2 separate regions of the Homo sapiens genome follow, and region 2 is linked to region 1. A link is an interaction called in ENCODE POLR2A ChIA-PET data of the cell type or tissue named here. Cell type or tissue: MCF 10A. All regions are shown on one strand.

What was found. Peaks named below come from ENCODE experiments on the same cell type or tissue, not always from the same donor. Only the 100,000 strongest peaks of a DNase experiment are listed, where the experiment ranks them.
Region 2: POLR2A ChIA-PET joins it to region 1 with 6 read pairs; 1 of 35 experiments calls an interaction of 5 or more read pairs at or near these places.

Annotation. Positions count from the first base shown.
Region 1 is chr1:231,754,882-231,759,881 of GRCh38, forward strand. The region is part of intron 4 of DISC1 (DISC1 scaffold protein); the gene reads left to right. The region is part of intron 8 of TSNAX-DISC1 (TSNAX-DISC1 readthrough (NMD candidate)); the gene reads left to right. Among named protein-coding and RNA genes, the nearest start is that of DISC2, 61 kb to the right of the region's middle. In MCF 10A, a CTCF peak has its summit at 2,080 (motif pointing right); a DNase peak (open chromatin) is centred at 2,120.
Region 2 is chr1:232,224,143-232,229,142 of GRCh38, forward strand. No RefSeq gene overlaps it. Among named protein-coding and RNA genes, the nearest start is that of DISC1-IT1, 300 kb to the left of the region's middle. In MCF 10A, no CTCF peak of the experiment used is centred here; a DNase peak (open chromatin) is centred at 2,189.

The DNA.
Region 1 (5,000 bases):
CCTCTTTCCTTTTCCTTACAGGAGTTGTCTGTATACTATGCCAGTGAATGTTCCATTCACTTTTTGAGCTCACTGTGACCTGATTTCTGTCTCTATCACTCCTCAAATATCTACCAAAGTCAGCAATGACTTTCTATTTGCTAAATTAAAAGACATTTTTCAATTCTTATTCTGCTATGTATCATGGCAGTGTCTAGAATTTTTAATAAATTCATTCTTAAAACTCCCATTTCCCTTGGCTTTCATGATTTCACCCTTCCTGGTCTTCTTGCTACATTTCTGGCCATTCTTCTTAATGTCTTATGAGCTCCTTCTCTCCCTTTCTTCTTAATTTTTTTTTTTTGAGACAGAGTCTCACTCTATTGGCCAGGCTGGTCTCAAACTCCTGGGGTTAAGCAATTCTTCCACCTTGGGCTCCTGAAGTGTTGGGATTACAGGCATGAGCCACCATGCCCAGCCCCTTTCTCTTTAATATTGTTGTTCTTCTGTCTTCTGTTCTAGCTTTTCCTCTCTTCTCACTTTGTATCTTCTTTCTCAGTGGTCTCAAATGCTCTGAGTCTTCAGATACTGTTTCTATACTATTTTTTCCCAAATTTCTATCTCTAGCCCTGATTTATCTCCAGAATTCCAATCCACAATTCAGTTTTCTATTGAGCATCTCCCTTATTTTTACTTAATTTAGTATCTTTTTATCCTTAACATTACTATCTCTTTATCCTTGCCTTTTACTAAGTTTGCTATCTTTTAAACTAAATTTACCGTTGTTCTCCCCATTCAGTTCCTTCTCCTATATCCCCAGTCTGAATGACTTTCACTGCCATTTACCCAGTTACCCAAGCAAGGACTCTGAGGCATCTCTGGATCCTCCCTTTCCATCCCTCCCCACAGTCATTGGTCACCAAGTCCTGTTGTGTCCACTGTCTGTCTCTCTCATTTCCACTCACTTGTCTCACCTGCACGTCAGTGCCTTAGTTCTGGTCTTTAACACTTTAAATCTGGATTATTGCAGTGGTCTCCTTGCTGGTATTTCTGATTCCATTATTACCACCTCTCATTCATCTTCCACAAGGCCATGATAGAAGTATTATGTTATGCTCAATGGCTCCCCATTGCTTGCAGGATAAAATTCATGTTGCTTAGCATGACATTAAAAGTCTTCACGATCCAGCCCCTGCCCAGCTGCCCAGCATTTAACTAGACATTACCAGCATCTGCAATAGACACTTACTGAAATATTATATGTTACCCCCATGTTCTGAATGTTTCTAGATTCTATGATCTTGCTCATGCCCCATTGTTGTTACCAACTATTTCCCATTCTTCCAGACTTAGTGAAACAAATATCCTTGCAAAGCTCTGCTCATCAGTCACACTGCCTCTCCCTTGAATGACAGCATACCTTGAATGACTTCACTTCTGCTTAGGTCTTAAATACATCTGTTTTCTTGAATATCTGTTTACTCTGACAGATGATAAGCTCCTTGAGGACAAGACTGTATTATATTTATCTTTCTATTTCTAGAGACTAGAATAGTGTCTGGCCCATAATCTGTATTCTATATTCATTGAATGTGTGAATGTGACACATATGCATATGTAGCTATATATAGGTTCACAAACGTATATGTGAATATCGAGAGAGAGAGAGAGAGAGAGAGAGAGAGAGAGAGAGAGAGAGAGAGACTGACTTCACTTTATTGGGATTCAGTTGCCCTAGAGGAAAATGCTCCTTCAGCTTTTCTTCTGAAATTGCCAGCAAGAAGGAGTTGCACAGAATCTTGACAGAACCTTGGATAGGAGGTCATTTCTGGTCCTTTCTCTTCCACCAACCAGCTGTATATGGCTTGGTGTAGTTATTGAACCTCTCCAAACTCCACTCCCTTCATCAGAAAATGAGGGGGTTAAATTAGATCACTGGTTTCTAAACTAAAGTTATTTATGTATTATTACCGTAACTAGAAAATAATGAGTTGAAATTAACTTTCTGAAATTTTTCTAATGCATATTAACACAATTACCTAGTTGCTAAAATTTTTTTAAAACCTGCCTTTCAGTGTGCCAGCTACCCACTGCTGTTTTCACAGTGACCACCAGGGGGCCATGGTGGCAGGCTGAAGCTCACACAGCCCAGAGCCTGGACAGAAACCGCTCTCACAGGCTCTCCGAGTCAAGGGGTATATATAATATTTTTGAATGAGTGGTGCTTTTCCTGTAGAAATAAAATAGTTGTATCAACATGAACAATGTTAAATACTAATTAATAACTCAAATAAGTGCCTGCTAACCTTTTTGGGATCAAGTATTTATTTATTTTGAGAAGCTGATGAAAGCTATGGACTTCCTCTATTGCAAAACCACGTGTACACATGTACATATATGAAAACTATTGAGTGTATTTTCAGGAGACTCACAGATCTCCTGAGTTATTCGTTCACTCCTTAGAGGGTCTTTGGTTCCCAGGTTAATAAAATTTAGTTTAGGATAAGATTTAAGAAGCTGTAAACATCCAGATACAATCAGATCCTTTATGTTTTATTATTTTTGTTGTCACTTTGTTCTTAAAAATCACAATTTAATTCAGCTTTTGAGAAACACTGTTTAATCCTCTGAACTCGTGTAGAAGAGCACCCTGGGTTATGTTCAGATCCTGCCAGCAGCCAAGAGAGCTTTAACTATCTTCAGGGGTTAACTAGGTTCCTCTGAGGGCAGATATCGGTACTCAAATCATTTGACCCCTCTTCTGTGGGGTCCTCTGGCCCAGTGGATTTGCTTGTTGGAGGAATAACTTTTGTGATATCCTCTTGATTCCTGTGGGAAGTTCATGTATCTTTGCCACAACAAATGGTATATGCTCAGGCCACCCTATAATAGACCCTCTCTGCCCTGCTAGGTCTCTCTAATTCCTTTTTCCCTGGTTTACGGGGCAGCAACACATCAGAAGTGAGTTCCTTAGACAATGCTGCAGCGGACAGTTTGGGTGCCCTGTGTCCCAATCCCTCGGCCTCCCTCCGATTCCCTCCACAACTGGGAACCGTGCTCACAGTCGGCTTTCCACTCAGGCACCCAACAGGTTTATCAGGCCTGTCTGCACAGGTGTTCTCGGAACCTGTGTGAGGAGGGGTGGGGGTGGATAATGCCCCAGCCTACCCAGCCTCTTAGGGAACAGTTCTGAGGCATGCTCCACACTGTTTTTTTTTTTCTTTTCTAGGAGGTTCCTACTACTAGGAACCTTTTGGCCAATGGGTTCCATTTGTCCGTGTGGTGACCAGCTCCACAGTGAACCTTTTATTGAATTTTCCTCTTTCTCACTCTAGTTTCTTGGGAATCACTTCTTCAAAATCAACCTGTACTCAGGTCCCTGTCTCAGGCTCTGCTGTTAAGAGAACCTAAATATAGACAGATATCCACATTAGAGAATTAGATGTCAGTCTTCCTTCTTGCAGGGCACCCCCAATCTTTGTGAGTGAATCTAGTGGATTTTTTTTTTCCCACTGGGTTTGAGTAGAAGAGTTTACTCCCATGTGGGCCAGGTTTGGATAGGCAAACCATGGGGTAGGGGAGAAAAACGCGTCTCTCATGAAGACCCATTTCCTAGATGGCCAACAGGTGGGTGGGTATTGAGAGTGGTGGTTGATTGCAGAGGTGCTGGTTGAGCAGCCCCAGGGGTAGGATGCCCCACTCCATCATTAGAGATTCAGAATGCAGAGCGTTTAGGTCTAAGTCCTTCAGCTTTAGTTTCCAACTCTGGAGCAACAGGAAATTTCTACCTCAATATCCTGTGACAACAGGGATTAGAAGAGAAGAGAGAGGCTTCTGTTCCTACTGTGTCTTCCATCCAATCAAAGGAAAGTTATTTTTCCTTTCTCCTAAGAGAGAGAGTTGGCCTACTATCATCACACATTTGGAAGATAATTTTCTCATGAATACATTGCATTTCTCTAACTATACACCCCGTGCATTTTTCCACTGGATCTTCACCAATATGTACGTGAAAACTGGTCCTATTTGTAACCGAAATTGTGTGTGTGCATGTATGTGTTTGTATGCATGCGCACACAAAATGTCCTTTATCGAAGACCTTTTCCCAGGGGATAACCTCAAACTCAAGCAAACAAAATATAACAAAGTTTAAAACAAAGATCTATCATGGTTTTCCAGTGGGGCTTATCAAGGCAGAGCCCCAGTTTGCCTGTCCACATATTTCCCACTAGCATGCTTCCTTTGAGATGGGAACAGAGAAGATGAATGTTGTGCAGCACCATGATGCTTTTGGGCAGAGTCATTCTTCCTCTGGCCAATTGCTCCTCAATTGCCTTTGAAACATGTGATTCTTTATTTCCCTTTGGTTGTCATGTAGGGACTAACACAGCATTCAGTGTCACAGAATTCAGTGATGGTCAGCTCTAAGCCCTTGAGATTGGAATCAAGATACACTGTATGAGACCAGAAAATAACTGTTACAGACACATTTTACCCAGGATATAAAATGAGATGGCTATGATACAACATGAAAATTATCATTACTGGCTGGACATGGTGGCTCACACCTGTAATCCCAGCTCTTTGGGAGGCTGAGGCAGGAGGATTGCTTGAGACCAAGAGTTTGAGACAAGCCTGGGCAACATAGTGAGACCCCCATCTCTACAAAAAAAAAAAAAAAAAAAAAAAAACAAAACTAGCCAAATGCGGTGGTGCGTACCTGTAGTCCTATCTACTTGGAAAGCTAAGTCAGGAGGATTGCTTGAACTCAGGAATTTGGGGCTGTAGCAAGCTATGATTACACCACTGCACTCCAGCCTGGCTGACAGAGCAAGATCTCATTGCAAAGAAAAAAATATTTGTTATTACCAACAAACCAGGATATATTTCTGAACCCCAAATCAGATCAGGAGATGGGGAACCACAAGAGACAGTGGCATGCCCTGTGTCCCACTCCCAGGAGACCAACTCCAGACCCTTAGTCATGGCCTCAATAAGAGAAGGGAGAAAGGACAAGGGGG
Region 2 (5,000 bases), 470 kb after region 1:
TTCCGTAAAATCACACTGTATGGCAGAAGCACTGAACAGCAATAACTTAAGCATATCCTAAGAATGACCCTCTGATCTGAGACGTATGTGTGTTTGTAGTTCCAAGCTACGAAATCCAAGAGTGGCCAACCTAGAGATTCACTCCTTATCTATGAAGAACATCCTAGCCCCTGGCCCATCCCTTGGAATGCAGGCTGTACAGCGGATCAAGGCCCTTTGTTTTGGTTGAAATGGAGGCTGCTAGGCAGAGGTTGATAAGTGAAAATGCTATATAAACTGCATGCTTTTTATAAACAGTAGCAGTTTTCCTGTCCAGCCCACCACCTCTGGATGACCCTGTGTATAAGTCCTCAATAAATCTTATGTCTTGTTTGCTGGCTCCAGGTTTGTTTTTTGGTCTTTTGAACACTGTGCCATCAGTATTGGAGTAAATAGAGCTTTGCATCACACACACACACACACACACACACACACAGGCACACACATGAACTCCCCACTTCATAGCTGGGCTGCAGAGCATCATGGCACCTGATCCAAGGAGCAAGCAGGTTCTGAATGGAGCCCTTGCTCCACTTGCCAAGGAATGTCCAAGTGTGGATTGCATTCCCTAGAGGAAGGGTGCTTTGACTGAGCATGAAGGCCAAACTATATCCTGCAGGAAAAGGGCACTGTTTTTTTTTATTTGTCTAGAATCTGCCTCATCCTGCATTCCATCCTCCTCCCTTTTACTTATCATCACCTTACATGTTATGTAGTTTATTTCTTTACCTTGTGTGTGTCTGTCTCCCCTGCTAAAATGTAAGCTCCATGAGTTTCAATCAATACTGTTTCTCCAGGGTCTAGAAAAATGCCTGATATGTAGTAGATGCTCAATAATATTTTTGAATGGATTATGAGTGAGTAGATGGAAGGCAGAAAGGTAGGAGAGAAGGAAGAAAAGAGAGGAGAGAGACAGATTAGAGGCAGGGAAATGCAGTCTATGTTCATAATTTATACGAGAGAGAATAATAACTAAGGTGGTGATACAACTGTTTTGAGTATAATCTTGTTTTCTCTGACCCTCTCCAGCAAATTGTATCACCCAATCAATCCCTGTAAACCTCTGGGTGAGACAGAGGAGGGACCCCCTCTTTTAGGGGCCTACAGACCCCAAGCATGGAAATAAAGGAAAATCCTGAGTTCCTTCCCGGGAAATTCCAGGCACCTAGCTAGCCCTGAGAAGTAAATAAGTAACCTGTTAAACAAGAAGGTAAAAGTAGCCTAAAACAATAGCTAAAGAAGTTAGAGTCCCAGAGATGTTTGCTCTCCCTATGGAAATTAAAGATAACATCTTAACATATGTCCCCGAGTTGTCTTTCAGAGGCTGGGACCCCCACAGGACTGATCCACTGGCACTTAGACCCCAGATGAGGGGGAAGTGAAGACTAAACTTTAACTATGGCTCTTTGTTCTAAGGTTCTTCCTAAGGGGCTTGGAGACAGTCACTACCCTAACATTTTTCTACTGACCCACAATTTTCAAACAAAGCTTCTCTTCCTTAATCAATTGCAAATCAGAAGATCTTTAAATCTACCTCTGCCTTGCAAGCCGGTGCTTCAAGATATCCGCACTTTTAGTCCAAAACCAATGCGTAACTTTAATGTGTTGATTGATCATTTTGCCAATAGTGTCAGCTCTCCTGAAATTTACCCCTCCTTTAAAAACCCTTACCTGCAAGCCATTAGGGAGTTTGGGTCTATAAGCCTGAGCTGCCCTGATTCTCCTTGCTTGATGCCCTACAGTAAATGCCTTCCTATCACGGCAGAAACCTCCGTGTGAGCGCCTGGTTTCATTGCACCGGGCGAGTGGATGCCGGATTGGTTCTGTAACACGAATATCACCATGCCCAGGACAGCGACTCCAAATTTCTACTGTCCTCAGTTTGATATGGTTTCTCTTTGGGCTTTGTGTCTGTTATTTCATTCTCTCGGTCCCCAGTTGTTTTTTTCATTTTAAAACCCATTTTTAACATCTCGCCCTCATTTCTCTCATTTGAATTTTCATTTAAGCCCAAGTGATTTTCTAATAGCTTGAGTCCCTTATTGAGTCATTTGTCTCAGAGCCAAATGCAGGGATGATGGCTCCGCTTCCTGTCTGTGTGGTTTAGCCGAGAGGCTTTTGTTTATGAGCCTGGGGTGCTGAGCAGTTTAAGAAAGTGCCCTTGGGCTGTGACTGCCCTGCCATTCTGAAGCGGTGAGCTCTCCTCATTGAAGAGAAGGGAGAGGCCTCTCCTGGCTCCTCTCTCCCCGCAACCAAAACACTTGCAATCTGGGTGGCAATTGATGCAATAAGGTTCACAGGTAAAAAGCTAACCAGGCTTTGACTTTTAAATGAAAGCCCCGTTCTGAAATGGAGCACAGCAGGTGGGCAGGAGCTGCACTCCTTTCCAAAGCTGTCACACATCTGTGCAGAGGCATGGTTTGGTGTTTTTTTTTTTTTTTTTTTTTTTTTTTGTAATCAGCAACAGCAGCAGCAGCCTGGGAACCACTCTGTACCTGCTGCTCAGGCTTAGCTGCTTCTCTGCAAATTATATTCAGTGGGAGGTCATTTTCTTGTTAGGGAGGGCCTGTGGGGGGGGGTTTCCCTGTCTCTAGGGACCAGCTTTGGAGACAGAACATTGCATTCCCCACCTGAAAATCCCAAATATGCATTTTCTACTTCTGAAAGGAAATCACTGTCCATGAAAGCTAAAAACACCCACTGTCCAGAAAATAATACACACATATGCATATGTGTACATATATAGAAATAGATAAAAGATGTATAATTGAATAATATATAGTGAATAGTATATTAATAATTAATAATAAAAATTAGTAATATATTATTCAAATTTGTCATCTAATTCATCCACCAATATAAGTTCTTTAAGATAAAGGATAAAAATTATGGTGACTGTACGTGTCTCTTCTCCTTGAGGTATTCAGGATCGGGTCGTTGTGGATTGGAGGATCCATGGGTAGATTTTTAAATTCAAAACTGGGGGCTAAGGCAGCTGTCTGGACAAACCCAGATTAATACATTAAAAATAAATAAAACCCAGAAGTGACTGGAATTGCCTTACTTGGAATGGCATGGTCTACATTTGCTGTTTTGTCAATGGAGAGTGAGACCGGGTATTTTCTAAGCTTCCTGGTCTCCCAGGAGAATTTTGTTTAGTTATTTAAATCGCAGCTTTTAAATTCCTGGCCAGCTGCCCAAAAGCTGTATTGTTGGACCTGCCTTTTGTCTTCTTCATAACTATGCTTACCCTCACAGGATCTTTAAGAGTTAAGGAATTGTCCTTCAGTGAGTTTTGGTCAAAGGAGGCAGAACCTGGAACTCAACATCAGCCCTTTCAGTGGGGCTTAGGCAACTTTCCGGATGGGAAGAGGGCTTACCCCCAGCGGTCTGTGTGTAGCTCTTCAGGCTGAAATGCCTGTCATCTGCTACAGATCAAATGCAGGACTAATTGGCACTCCTGAGCCAACTCATTTTTGGATGAGTTTCCTTCTGATGTTTCAAAGCATCTCAAAAGGCTCTTCTATAAATGATTCTCAAGGATCTTCGCAGAGAGAGATTAGTCTCTTAACTACAGTAGCAATAGGCTTTGGTCCAGATTTATAACCACTCTGTCTTTCATATTGAATACTGAAATCTAGGTTTAGTTTAATTTCTTCTAATTCCTTTTCAGTAACGTATCTTAGAAGCTTAACCAAAAAGAGGAGAATGAAGAAGGAAATCAACTCATTTGCCACTGTCAAAACAGTTATAAGGCGAAAGATTCATATGGTCTGAAGAGAAACCAGAGAATAACATAACTTAAAAATGATTTCAGGCACGTGCAAATGGGATAATTAACAAATATATCAAAATGAATGGGGGAAATTCTAATGCTGTAAGCTAGAAATTTCATGAAAACATGCCTGCAGAGAGCAAACTTTTTTTTTTTTAAGAAAGAAAACCATAATAATTATCATAAGGTCACTACCAAGTGCCAAACATCAGGCTGGATTTTTTAGAGGCACTAATGTATCTAATTTCCATGAAGCTTTTTCAAAGTAATTTCAAAGTATTCTCCCCATTTTACAGTAGGGGAAACTGAGACTCAGCAATATTAATTGACTTACCCAATTGATGGATAGTAGGTAAATTTGAACCCAGGGCTACTCAGCTCCAAAGTACATATCCTTTCTATTTACATAGCTGTCATTAAAAAAAAAAATCTAACAACGATAATGATGGCAATGATAACTCTAAAAATGTGTAAGATAAGAAATTTGAAGCACAATTATTTACAAATATTTTATACTTTTAAAAGACTATTCATTTCAGGTTTCTGAATGTCTGTATAAACATTAAACAATAGAATTTTCTGCAGTGAACATAAATATAAAAATTTTCTGCAGTGCACATAAATCAGGTAGTCACAAGATACAGAGAAATACTAAGCACTGAAATTGTGTTTTATGTGATCGAGTATCTCAATTCTTAATTTTATTTCATTTTGAATAATTAATAATTAATTATTTAATTTCTATTTAAATAACCACATGCTGTATGCCTAATGGATCAGGCAGCACCAGATCTACATATTTATAATTATGATGCTCAAAGACAAGTTCAGAAAGAGGAAATTTTAATGCAAACATAGTGCCAAAGTTGATATTTTTCGTTAATATCATTAATGAAATTCCTAGAAAATAGATGAGTCTCATGTAATTGCAGACTTACCCATGGGTGAGTCTTTATATTTATACTGTGGATTGAGAGTTAGTTCTCATAATGAATTCCTACATGCCATCAATGCCCAAATGGATTTAGGATACAATTTTAATTCTCATGTCTACAATTCTCACGTTGACAAGGGACACATTTTATTTTATAATAGTAAATTTAAATATGGCAGAGGAAAGGATTTTTTTTTCACTACACACACACACACACACACACACACACACACACATCTTTCCTGAAAGACT